Regions from separate parts of the Homo sapiens genome. Here regions 2 and 3 are each linked to region 1. Evidence: read pairs that join two places in POLR2A ChIA-PET (ENCODE). Cell type or tissue: A673. All regions are shown on one strand. Region 1 has its middle 130 kb from the start of JARID2-DT. Region 2 overlaps DTNBP1 (dystrobrevin binding protein 1). Region 3 overlaps JARID2 (jumonji and AT-rich interaction domain containing 2).

Evidence for each region. ChIA-PET counts read pairs that join two places held together with the same protein. Peaks named below come from ENCODE experiments on the same cell type or tissue, not always from the same donor. Only the 100,000 strongest peaks of a DNase experiment are listed, where the experiment ranks them.
Region 2: POLR2A ChIA-PET joins it to region 1 with 5 read pairs; 1 of 35 experiments calls an interaction of 5 or more read pairs at or near these places.
Region 3: POLR2A ChIA-PET joins it to region 1 with 6 read pairs; 2 of 35 experiments call an interaction of 5 or more read pairs at or near these places.

What each region holds. Positions count from the first base shown.
Region 1 is chr6:15,109,851-15,113,850 of GRCh38, forward strand. It overlaps the pseudogene RN7SL332P. Among named protein-coding and RNA genes, the nearest start is that of JARID2-DT, 130 kb to the right of the region's middle. In A673, a CTCF peak has its summit at 3,955; a DNase peak (open chromatin) is centred at 1,961; H3K27ac peaks cover 3,145 bases.
Region 2 is chr6:15,607,048-15,611,047 of GRCh38, forward strand. All of the region lies in intron 6 of DTNBP1 (dystrobrevin binding protein 1), which reads right to left. Among named protein-coding and RNA genes, the nearest start is that of DTNBP1, 54 kb to the right of the region's middle. In A673, no CTCF peak of the experiment used is centred here; a DNase peak (open chromatin) is centred at 1,534.
Region 3 is chr6:15,277,470-15,281,469 of GRCh38, forward strand. The region is part of intron 1 of JARID2 (jumonji and AT-rich interaction domain containing 2); the gene reads left to right. Among named protein-coding and RNA genes, the nearest start is that of JARID2-AS1, 31 kb to the left of the region's middle. RefSeq lists an enhancer at 3,104-4,000. In A673, no CTCF peak of the experiment used is centred here; no DNase peak of the experiment used is centred here.

The sequences.
Region 1 (4,000 bases):
ATAGGTATAGATATACATGTATACGTATAGGTATAGATATACATGTATACGTATAGGTATAGATATTCATGTATACGTGTACGTATTCATGTATACGTGTACGTATTCATGTATACGTGTACGTATTCATGTATACGTATATGTATACATATATACACACACACATATTTTTAAAGCACAAATAATTAATGTCAGGCATAATACACAAAGGTTTCAATATCTTCTTCTGTGTGGGAATTATGTATTCAGTGTCTTGCTAGTAACTCACATATACCTCGATCCTGCCATTTTGGTTTTTTGTTTTGTTTTGTTTTTGTTTTGAGATGGAGTCTCGCTCTGTCTCCCAGGCTGGAGTGCAGTGGCGCGATCTCAGCTCACTGCAAGCTCCACCTCCTAGTTTCACGCCATTCTCCTGCCTCAGTCTCCTGAGTAGCTGGGACTACAGGCTTCTGCCACTACGCCTGGCTAATTTTTTTTTGTATTTTTAGTAGAGGCAGGGTTTCACCATGTTAGGCAGGATGGTCTCAATCTCCTGACCAAGTGATCCACCCACCTCACCCTCCCAAAGAGCTGAGAATACAGACATGAGCCATCACACCCAGCCTTTTTTTGTTTTTTGAGATGGAGTGTTGCTCTGTTGTCCAGGCCGGAGTGCAATGGCGTGATCTTGGCTCACTGCAACCTCCGCCTCCTGGGTTCAAGTGATTCTCATGTCTCACCTTCCTGAGTAGCTGGGATTACAGACACCTGCCACCATGCCTGGCTAATTTTTGTATTTTTAGTAGAGACGGGGTTTCACCATGTTGGTCAGGCTGGTCTCAAACTCCTAACCTCAAGTGATCCGCCCAACCCAACCTTCCAAAGTGCTGGGATTACAGGATTGAGCCACTGTGCCCAGCAGATCCTGCCATTTTGGCCCATGGTTTGTGTGTTTTCCATCAAACAGAGCCTGAGAGAAAGTCTTCTGTGCCTTACTGTTTGTAACATTGCCAGCCTGGAAGTTCTCATACAGTGATGATTACTAATGACAGTAAATGAGTTTACACAGAAAAACACAATGAAAACAGTCTATGTCGTCAACATCTTGTCCCTGTGCCAGTGTCCTGCTCATCTGGGAAGAAAAACCCAGCTGTGGATCATTCTCATACAATATTACAGTATTGCCAAAACTTTGTTGTAGGTTTTGGTGTAAGTAGATGGACAGTTTTGACTGTAATAATAATTCTGCCCTACCACTAATAAGAGAAGAACAAATTCCATTCTTGGGATTTTGCATCTTTCCAATGGAAGAAGCATGATGCAATAGTTTCCAAAGTAGGGTTCTTAAACCCCAGACTGTGTGCAAGATGACCCATTGAGACCCAGAAAGGGCAGAGTTAGACCTCTATTTTATTTACTGTATTCTATTATATTCTGTAAAAAAAAAATTACATTAATTTTACTAATGTGTTATGCAATTTGAGAGTAAAACTAGTAAATATACATATACTGAGAATTCCCAACTGGGCAAGCAAAAATGTTTGAAGAGTTCAAAAAAAAGAAATGAGCAATATTTTCATAGTGAAAGACAGGTGTATTTAGGTTAGACTCTACTTCTTCATATTAGAAATGTTTTTGGGCTCAGTGGTTCATGTCTATAATCCCAGCACTTGGAAGGTCAAGGCAGGCAGATCACCTGAGATTATTAGTTCGAGACCAGCCTGGGCAACATGATGAAACCCCATGTCTACTAAAAATACAAAAATTAGCTGAGTGCAGAGCATGCACCTGTAGTCCCAGCTACTCAAGAAGCTGAGGTGGGAGGATTGCTTCAGCCCATGAGGTTGAGGCTACAGTGAGATATGATCACACCACCTGGTGACAGAGCTAGGCCCCTGTCTCAAAAAGGAAAGAAAGACAGACAGAAAGAAAGAGAGAGAGAGACAGACAGAGAGAGAGAGAGAGGAAGGAAGGAAGGAAGGAAGGAAGGAAGGAAGGAAGGAAGGAAGGAAGGAAGGAAGGAAGGGCAAATGTTATTGGGCCAGGGCCAGCCATAGTGGCTCATATCTATAATCTCAACACTTTGGGAGGCTGAGGCAGGCAGATCTCTTGAGGCCAGGAGTTCGAGACCAGCCTGGGCACATAGCTAGATCTTCATCTCTCCAAAAAAAAAAAAAAGAGAGAGAGAGCGAGCCACGCACATTTATCTATAAAGATTTGTTAAAGTCCCTGAAACCAAAGAGGATTTGTCAGGCTGGGCTGTGATTTCAGCCCTCATTCACACAGCAATTAGAATAATATTGGGCTCCCCATGTAGTTCTGACCACATTTAATTGTGACCACCGTGGGCTATGAAACATTTCCAGAAATCAAAGAACCTTAGCCCAAAGTAATACTGCCTCCCAGGTTCAAGTGATACTCATGCCTCAGCCTCCACAGTAGCTGGGATTACAGATGTGCGCCACCATGCCCAACTAATTTTTTTGTATTGTTAGTAGAGGCAGGGGTCTCACCATGTTGGCCAGGCTGGTCTTGAACTCCTGACCTCAGGTAATCCACCCTGCCTCAGCCTCCCAAAGTGCTGGGATTACAGGCGTGAGCCACCGCACCCAGACTAAAATGGCAAACTTTATATTATATATATTTTACTGTAATTTTAAAAATTGTTTTAGTGGCCACATTAAGAATAATTATAAACAGCCTGGGCGTGGTGACTTACACTTGTAATCCCAGCACTTTGGCAGGCCGAGGCGGGCAGATCATTTGAGGTGGGGAGTTCGAGACCAGCCTGACCAACGTAGTGAAACCCTGTCTCTACTAAAAATACAAAAATACAAAAAAAAAAAAAAAAAATTAGCTGGGCGTGATGGCGCACACCTGTAATCTCAGCTACTTGGGAGGCTGAGGCAGGAGAATTGCTTGAATTTTGGAGGCAGAGGTTGCAGTGAGCCGAGACTGCACCACTGCATTCCAGCCTAAGTGACAGAGCGAGACTCCGTTTCAAAAGAAAAAAAAGGATAATTACAAACAGCAGTAATTCATGTTAATAATATATCTCCCTTGGCCCAATATATTCAAAACATCATTTCAACAGGCAATCAATATTATTATTGATATTGTTATTATTAATAACCACGTGCCTGTAGTCCCAGCTACCTGGGAGGCTGAGGTGGGAGGACCACTTGAGCCTAGGAGTTCTGAACTGTCACACATGATGCCGATGAGGTGTCCGCACTAAGTTCAGCATCACTATGGTGGCCTCCATGTTGCCTAAGGAGGGGTGAACCAGCCCAGGTCAGAAGTGGAGCAGGCCAAAACTCCTATGCTGATTAGTAGTGGGAGTGAGTAGCCACTGCACTCTAGACTGGGCAACATAGCCAGACCCTGTCTCTATTAGAATAAAAAATTTTAAAATATATCTATTTTGGTCAGGTGCAGTGAGTTACACCTATAATCCCAGCACTTTGGGAGTTCAAGGCAGGTGGATCACTTCAGCCCAGGAGTTCAAGACCAGCCTAGGCAACACTGCAAAAACCCATCTCTACAAAAAATACAAAAATTAGCCAAGCATGGTCGTGCGCGCCTGTGGTCCCAGCTACTTGTGAGGCTGAGGTGGGAGAATCGCTCGAGCCCAGGAGGTTGAGGCTGCAGTAAGCTATGATTGTGCCACTGCACTCCAGCCTGGGCAACACAGCAAGACCCTGTCTCATATATATATATATATATATATATATATATATATATCTCCACATATGCACACATACACACATTCTTTTTCTCATACTATGTCTTTGAATTCCAGTGTGCATTTTACACTAACAGCACAGTTCAGATATGACTAGCTACATTGCAAGGACTCAGTAGCCACTGATCACATGTGGCTACTGAACTGGACAGTGCTACTCTAGAGGAAAAAAGATCTGTGGAGAAAAAACTAAAACTGCAGCATCATTAGAGCCCTGGTCTGTCTGCTGGGGGAGCCCTTTCAAGAAAATACAACAAAAGGAAAGGGAAGGTCATG
Region 2 (4,000 bases), 500 kb after region 1:
TAACCCAGGCTGGAGTGCAGTGGTGTGAGCTCAGCTCACTGCAACCTCCCGGTCCTGGGTTCAAGCAATTCTCCTGCCTTAGCCTCTTGAGTGTCTGGGATTACAGGCACCCACTACCACATCCAGCTAATTTTTGTATTTTTAGTGGAGACAGGGTTTCACCATGTTGGCCCGGCTGGTCTCGAACTCCTGACTTCAAGTGATCTGCCGCTTTCGGCTGGGATTACAGGCATGAGCCACTGTGCCCGGCCAAAATATTTCTTTGTTTTTTTGAGACAGAGTCTCACTCTGTTGCCCAGACTGGAGTGCAGTGGCACGATCTTGGCTCACTGCAACCTCCACCTCCGGAGTTCAAGGGATTCTCCTGCCTCAGCCTCCCAAGTAGCTGGGATTATAGGCATGCAACACCATGCCCAGCTAATTTTTATATTTTTAGTAGAGATGGGGTTTCACCATGTTGGCCAGGCTGGTCTCAAACTCCTGACCTCACATGATCTGCCCGCCTCAGCCTCCCAAAGTCCTGGGATTATAGGTGTGAGCCACCGTGCCCAGCAAAACATTTCTTTACCACAGGAATTCTCAGAACCTTTAGCACGCTGATGCACACTGCAAAGCTCCGTGGGCAAATGCAAAGTGTTTCTGGAGCTTATCTGATCACATACTGTTTTATCAATGGCAACCTTTTCAGTCTAGTATTCCATGCAGAAGAATTCAGGGAATGTTATATGGAATTAATTAAAAAATGTTTAATTCAATTTTTGCATGTTGATAGTACATACCCATTCCTGAAGTCAAAGAGCACCCAGGAGATGTATTTATAGTGAAGACAAGTAGTCCCTGCCCCAGCTCTCTCCACCTTTCTGCCCTGTTTTTCACAAGCAGCCATGTTCAATTCTTTCAGTTATTTTTCCTGGCATTTACCTCTGTTATTTCTAAATAATATGCAAATATTAATATTTATTCTTTTTTCAATTTTAAATATTACTTCTTGATTTCCTGCTGGAGAAGATGAGGATTAGCTATTTTACACCTCTAATTCCCCTCAACACAAATATGCTTTTTCTCCCCCATCTCCCCAGCAAGTTTTATCACAATTCTGCTTTTAATTATTCCAATATCACATAAATACTGTTTGTGACTGAGCCATGTAGCATATTATTTCTCTTTTTTAAAAACTGTTTCCCCTCAGTGTTAATATCTACCTTGTTGTTGTTTGCTTGGTTTAAAAAAAAACACACACATTTATCTCTAATTCCTCATTAAACCCTCCACCAGAGTTTAATAATTCAAGTTATAAATAAATAAATAAATAAATAAAGGAGTCATAAAGCTCCTCTCAATATTGCCACGCCGATAAGACAATGCATTAGCTTCATTTTTTCCCCCTTGGAAACACTACTTAGAATTCTCCAGAAGGCCTTCCTGTCCCAATATGAATTGCTCTCTAGGATTGCTGAAGCTTCTCACCACCTCCCTAGAAATTCCCTTGGTGTCTCTTCTGAACAGAATGAATCCTCCTGGAGTGACTCATCTCTGCTCTGTGCAGGCTCTTCCTCCTCCTGGGTTACTCCCTTGTGTGTGGAGCACATCCTCCAGGAGCTTCCTGACAAAGTGTCCACATCCACCACACTGGAGCCCTTGGCTGCCTGGAAATGACTTTATTTCCTCATGCTTGATGAAAATTTTGCCCAGTAAATATTCTTAGTAACCATTTTCTACTTTCGGCATTGTTGCTGAAAAGTTGATGTTCCTTTTGATTCCTGATCCTTAATATAAAAGCCTTTTTTGAAGGCTTTTATGATCTTTATTCCTAGTGTAGTGAAATTTACAAAAATATGTATTTGACAACAGATCTTTCTCCACTCATTTTGTCGGGCACTTCATGGGCTCTTTTAAACTCAAACATTCATATCCTTCAATTCTGGACAACTTCCTTATGTTATTTCCTCAATAAATTTGTCTCTCCTCCTTCTCACTCCTTTATTTCTGAAACTCCTAGTACTCAAACATGGGACTTATGAATTATCTTAACATTCTTAGTTTTTCCTCAGACTTTTTGTTCTCTTAGAGGTTTAACATTATCTTATGCTTCAGGTGAAATTTTCTACTTTTGCTACCTTCTTTTTTTTTTTTTAATACTTTTAAGTTATAGGGTGCATGTGCTTCTAAAAGCTCTCTCTTGTTCCTTTTCTACAGCATCTTTTCTTGTCTCATAAATACAAAATGGGCTCTTACAAGATGTTCCCATATATCTGAAGCTACTAATTACAATTTTTCTTTTTTTTTTTTCCTGAGACAGTCTTGCTCTGTCTCCCAGGCTGGAGTGCAGTGGTGCAATCTCGGCTCACTGCAACCTCCGCCTCCCGGGTTCAAGTAATTCTCCCACCTCAGCCTCCTGAGTAGCTGGGATTACAGGTGCACCCTGCCATGCCCAGCTATTTTTTTGTATTTTTAGTAGAGACAGGTTTTCACCATGTTAGCCAGGCTGGTCTCTATCTCCTGACCTCGTGTTCCACCCACCTTGGCCTCCCAAAGTGCTGGGAGTACAGGCGTGAGCCACCACGCCCAGCCTCGTTTTTAAGTTTTCTTCTGCTCCTCAGTCTCTCGTTCTTCTGCAGGTTTTAAACAATATTGTTTACTAGCTTATAGTCTACGTATTTCAGTTGTTTTCATTTTGGAAGCTTTCTTAATTGAATATGATTCCTCAGCTGTCTATTTGTATTTGAGTGAGGCAACAAAAGTTGACTCGAAGTTATGCAGAGTGTGGGCTCAGCATCAGAGGGTGGTAAGAGCAGACCTAGCTGTTTCACCACATACATACAACCTAAATATCCATATCTGCAGGCCTTTTCTTGTGGGCTGGTCAAGTGCAGTTTTGCAGATGAATGCTCCATTCTTCCGCACAGGGGATGTGAGTTTGGCTGCCGGAGTTCTGGGACCTACTGGGGAAAAGGGCCTAAACAGTCTTATTGTTTACTACGTAGGCTTTCACTTAGTTCCTCTGTTTTCAATACATTTGTATGTCTACCTGTCCTCAAGTGTGTTAGAGTCAAGTCTGGAGCCCCTCAGGTGAAATTCCACATTGCCTGATGAGCTAGGGATAGGGTGATCACCTGGCTAAGCGGAGGATCAAGGGATCTTACTTCACATACGTGCTTTCAACACACCTTATCTTTCAAGATCCTGGTGCCTTCAATTCCTGAGCCCTTCTAGAATTCTGTGGTACACACCAGCACATATTGTTGTCATTGTTTTGGGGTGCCACAAGCCCCATAAATGTTGTATGTGTTCTGACTGCTCCACTGACCAGCCATTCTCCAATTTCTCTTCCTCTCCTTGGACCCCTCTATTTCCTGAGACCCAATAATATTGAAATCAGGCCAATTATTAATAATAACCCTACAATGGCCTCTAATTATTCAAGTGAAAGAAAGAGTCTTATATCTCTCACTTGAAATCAAAAGCTAGAAATAATCAAGCTTAGTGAGGAAGGCATGTCGAAAGCCAAGACAGGCCAAAAGCTAGGCCTTTTGCACAAAATGGTTAGGTAGGTTGTGAATGCCAAGGAAAGCTCTGAAAGGAAATTAAAAATGCTACTCCAATGAACACATGAACGATAAGAAAACAAACCCACCGTATTGCTTATATGGAGAAAGTCTGAGTGGTCTGGACAGAAGATTAAACCAGCCACAACATTCCCTTCCTTAAGTTAAAACCTAATCCAGAGCAAGGTTCCAACTCTCTTCAGTTCTATGAAAGCTAAAACAGGTGAGAAAGCTGGAAAAGTTTGATGCTAGCAGAGGTTGGTTCATGGAATTTAAAGTAAGGAGTCATCTCCATAACAGCAAAGTGCAAGGTGAAGCAGCAAGTGCTGATGTAAAAGCTGCAGCAGCTTATCCAGAAGATCTAGCTACGATAACTGATGAAGGTGGCTATGCTAAACAGCAGATTGTCAACAGACAAAATAGACTTTTATTGGAAGAAGATGACACCTAGGACT
Region 3 (4,000 bases), 170 kb after region 1:
AAGTTATACAGATGAGAGATTTTGGCTCTGGTATCTCTGTCTCTATCCTGGGTAAGGTTTCTCAGGGTTGTAGGCCAGTCTCTTTGTCAGGAAGAGAGCTAGTAGTTAAACTGAAACAAAGGTCCGACAGTCTTTATTTTGCATTTTAAGGTACCTGTTGAAAATGACTAAACGTAAAATGGGACTTTTGTTAATTCAGTAGCTGTTACTGAAGCATTAGATTGATTCACCTGTTTAAAAGTAGTTATGAAAGACAACAGAGAACAGCTTTCTATTTGTCGTAACTTACTAATAGATAGCCAAGTCTGCAAAAAAAAAAAAAAAACAGTCAAGGATTCCATGTAGTTGCAAAAGGCAAGTTCAAGAGAAAGTTGGCAAAGAAAGATGGATAGATGGAGAGAAAGCAAAAGAAATCCTTTTTTTTGGAGAGAGAACACACTGTTGGAGTATGCTGTAAACAGTGTAAGGGAAAAACCCCATAAAAAAGGTGAACTCTGGTTGGGCGCAGTGGTTCATGCCTGTAATCCCAGCACTTTGGGAGGCCGAGGTGGGTGGATCATTTCAGATCAGGAGTTTGAGATCAGCCTGGCCAACATGGTGAAACCCTGTCTCTACTAAAAATACAAAAATTAGCATGCCTGTAATCCCAGGCTGAAGCAGGAGAATCCCAGGCTGAAGCTTGAACCCAGGAGGTGGAGGTTGCGGTGAGCTGAGATTGTGCCACTGCACTCCAGTCTGGGCAACAGAGTGAGACCCTGTCTCAAAAGTTAAAGAAAGAAAGGTGAGCTGGGCGCCGTGGCTCTGCCAGCAAAATTTCAATCGAAACACTGCAATGAGCCAGGCACTGTACCTCATGCCTGTAATCCCAGCACTTTGGGAGGCTGAGGCGGGTGGATCACGAGGTCAGGAGATTGAGACCATGCTGGCTAACACGGTGAAACCCCGTCTCTACTAAAAATACAAAAAATTAGCTGGGCGTGATGGCTCATGCCTGTAATCCCAGCTACTCGGGAAGCTGAGGCAGGAGAATGGCGTGAACCCGGGAGGCGGAGCTTGCAGTGAGCCGAGATCGCGCCACTGCACTCCAGCCTGGGCAACAGAGCAAGACTCCGTCTCAAAAAATAAAAAATAAAAAAAGAAAGGTGAGCTCTGTAATAGTGTAGCTGGCTGGTGAAAATAGTGTAGCTGGCTGGTACAGCTCAGCAGAGGAAGGGTCTGGGGGGACATGCTCCCCCATCCCTGCCAGTCTCATATCTGCCATACCTGCTGCGAGAGGAATTGATTGGAGGACTGGTTTGGGTGGAAATTGTCCAGCCGGGCTGGGCATGGTGGCCCACACGTGTAATCCCAGCACTTTGAGAGGCTGAGGCGGGCAGATCACTTGAGGTCAGGCGTTCGAGATTAGCCTGGCCAACAAGGCGAAACCCTGTCTCTACTAAAAATACAAAAATTAGCTGGGTGTGGTGGCATACACCTGTAATCTCAGCTTGAGGTTGAGGCATGAGAATCTCAAGCTCAGGTTGAGGCATGAGAATCACTTGAACCTGGGAGGTGGAGGTTGCAGTGAGCCAAGATCGCACCACTGCACTTCAGCCTGGGAGGCAGAATGAAACTGTGTCTCCAAAAAAAAAAAAAGATAAATTGTCCAGCTATTGTATAACAAAATTCATATATACATATATTCATATATATGGACAATAAATTGCCTTTTGTTTTCACCACTAAATACAGTGTGGTTGTGACCCTTAGTTTTGTGTATTCTGACTCACAGCTAGGATTTAAATTGGTCGAAGGTTGTGTGTATTTTCAACATTAGTGAAATACTGTTTTCTGAAATGGTTGGAGCACGTCACTCCTATCTGCAATGTCTGTGTCCCAGGTGATATGTATGCCCACTAGTTTGATTTTGTTGGCGGTGGGTAAGTTTTGTGAGCCTGACTTTTCATATGTGTATGGATTTACATGTTTAGCCCCATGGCACGGCTTACTGCTTAGTTCCAGTGATTCCCTGGCCTCTGGGGTCGTGGAAGTATGTGCCCAGGTGTATTACTCTTTATCTCCCTTCTTGCTAATTTATAAAAGCCTTTACTTCCATAAGTACTTGCCTGATTAACACCACTTGCATTAAAATCTTACTGTCACTTCCCTTAGCTTTCCCAGCACAACTTTCTTGTACTTCATTCATGTACACCATTATTAATTTGTACTTGTGTTAATTTGTCAGAGTTGATGAGGCACTACCCTCTAATCTCCCTACTGTTGTCATAGTTTTCTTTCTTTGAAAAACAGTTACTTTCCTGCTCAGGTTCTCATTAGCCCCTATCGTCTATGGGATAAAATCTAAACTCTTAAGCATTACCTAAGACCCTTCATTAAATCAGTCTCCTGGCACTTAGGAGGCAATCAGTAAGTATTGGTTGTTATCCTAATTTTGCATTCCATATTAACTTGCAGATCATCTGGATGAATTTGATTAAATCCCCTTCCCTCACTGACTTTATATTTCGGGAAATTTCATGTCTAGGGAAGTTGAAGGAATAGCATGAACATCTGGGGCACTTACCACCTAGACTGAAAAATTAACACCTGGTCGTATGTATGTATATTACCCATTGTCTACTTTCTTCTGTCAAATCCGTGACTTTGGAAATTTTGAAATAGTGCTCTTGGTTATCCATTAAAAAAGGGTAAAATAAACATGCTGTTGCTCCTGCTGCAGCACTTCAGTAGTAATAAAAAAAAACTTCAGTGACTTGGGTTTTTTTCTGCCAAAGTAAATGTTGGCTCTCTTTCAGATGTAGTAATGTTGCTTCTCTAAATTCGTTCGAGTTAAACTAAAGCAGGGCCAAGTTGAGAAATTAGTTTCTCGGTTTTTTCCCTTCCAATTTAGAAAAAAATTAAGTTTTGGATATTCTTGTTCCTGTAATTTTCTTCCGTGTTCCTTCCTCCTCCTGCATTAAAAAAGATCATAAAGATTCAGCTAAGATGTCAGTGAAAGGAACAAAGATCCAGCCTTTTACATTCTTTATGTGGAGTTATTGTTGGTAGTAATCTTAAAATAGGGTGTTTGAATCCATGTTGAGGCAGTTAATTCAGTAGTACAGTTTCTTGTTAACCACAAAATGCTAAGTAAAGGTAAAGCCTTATCCCCACACCCTGCTTTTTTTTTTTTTTTTTGAGATGGAGTCTCGCTCTGTTGCCCAGGCTGGAGTGCAGCGATGTGATCTAGGCTCACTGCAGCCTCTGCCTCCTGAGTTCAAGCAGTTCTCCTGCCTCAACCTCCCGAATAGCTGGGATTACAAGAATGAGCCACCACCCCTGGCTAATTTTTGTATTTTCATTACAGATGGGGTTTCACCATGTTGGCCAGGCTGGTCTTGAATTCCTGACCTCAGGTTATCCTCCTGCCTTGACCTCCCAAAGTGCTGGAATTACAGGCATGAGCCACCGTGCCTGGCCAGCCCCTTAACATGTGATTTTTGCCTTTTTGTGATTTTTGTCTTATGCTGCAAAATACGCTTGCGTTATTACTAGCTAGGAAATCCAAGCAGGTATCACACCGTGCCGTCATATGAGTGATAACTGGGAGTTTTCATGCATTAGCTGGTATTTGACAGGTTTGCAGGTATGTTAGAAAGTTTCAGTGTGTCAGTGTTTGGTGTGTATAAGCGTGGGAGAGCCCAATACGCATGTGAGATGCAGCTTCCAGTCAGTGCGCATATACCACTTGGAGGGCATGCTGGTTGCAACCCTTTTATTCTAATAAGGAACTGGTTTGGCTAGGTGAACTACGAAGTCATTTTGGATTTGACCCACACTGGCTGTGTCTCACTCTTTACTGCAGTTTAATTCATGTGATGCTATTAAGATAATAACTTTGTCCAAGAGCAAAAGAACGTGAATACATTGTGGTATGTGTGAATTCACAAACAACATTCAAGATCAGTTTCAGAAATGTTCAGAGCAAAATCTGAAGTCCCCTTATCTCCTATTGTACTGC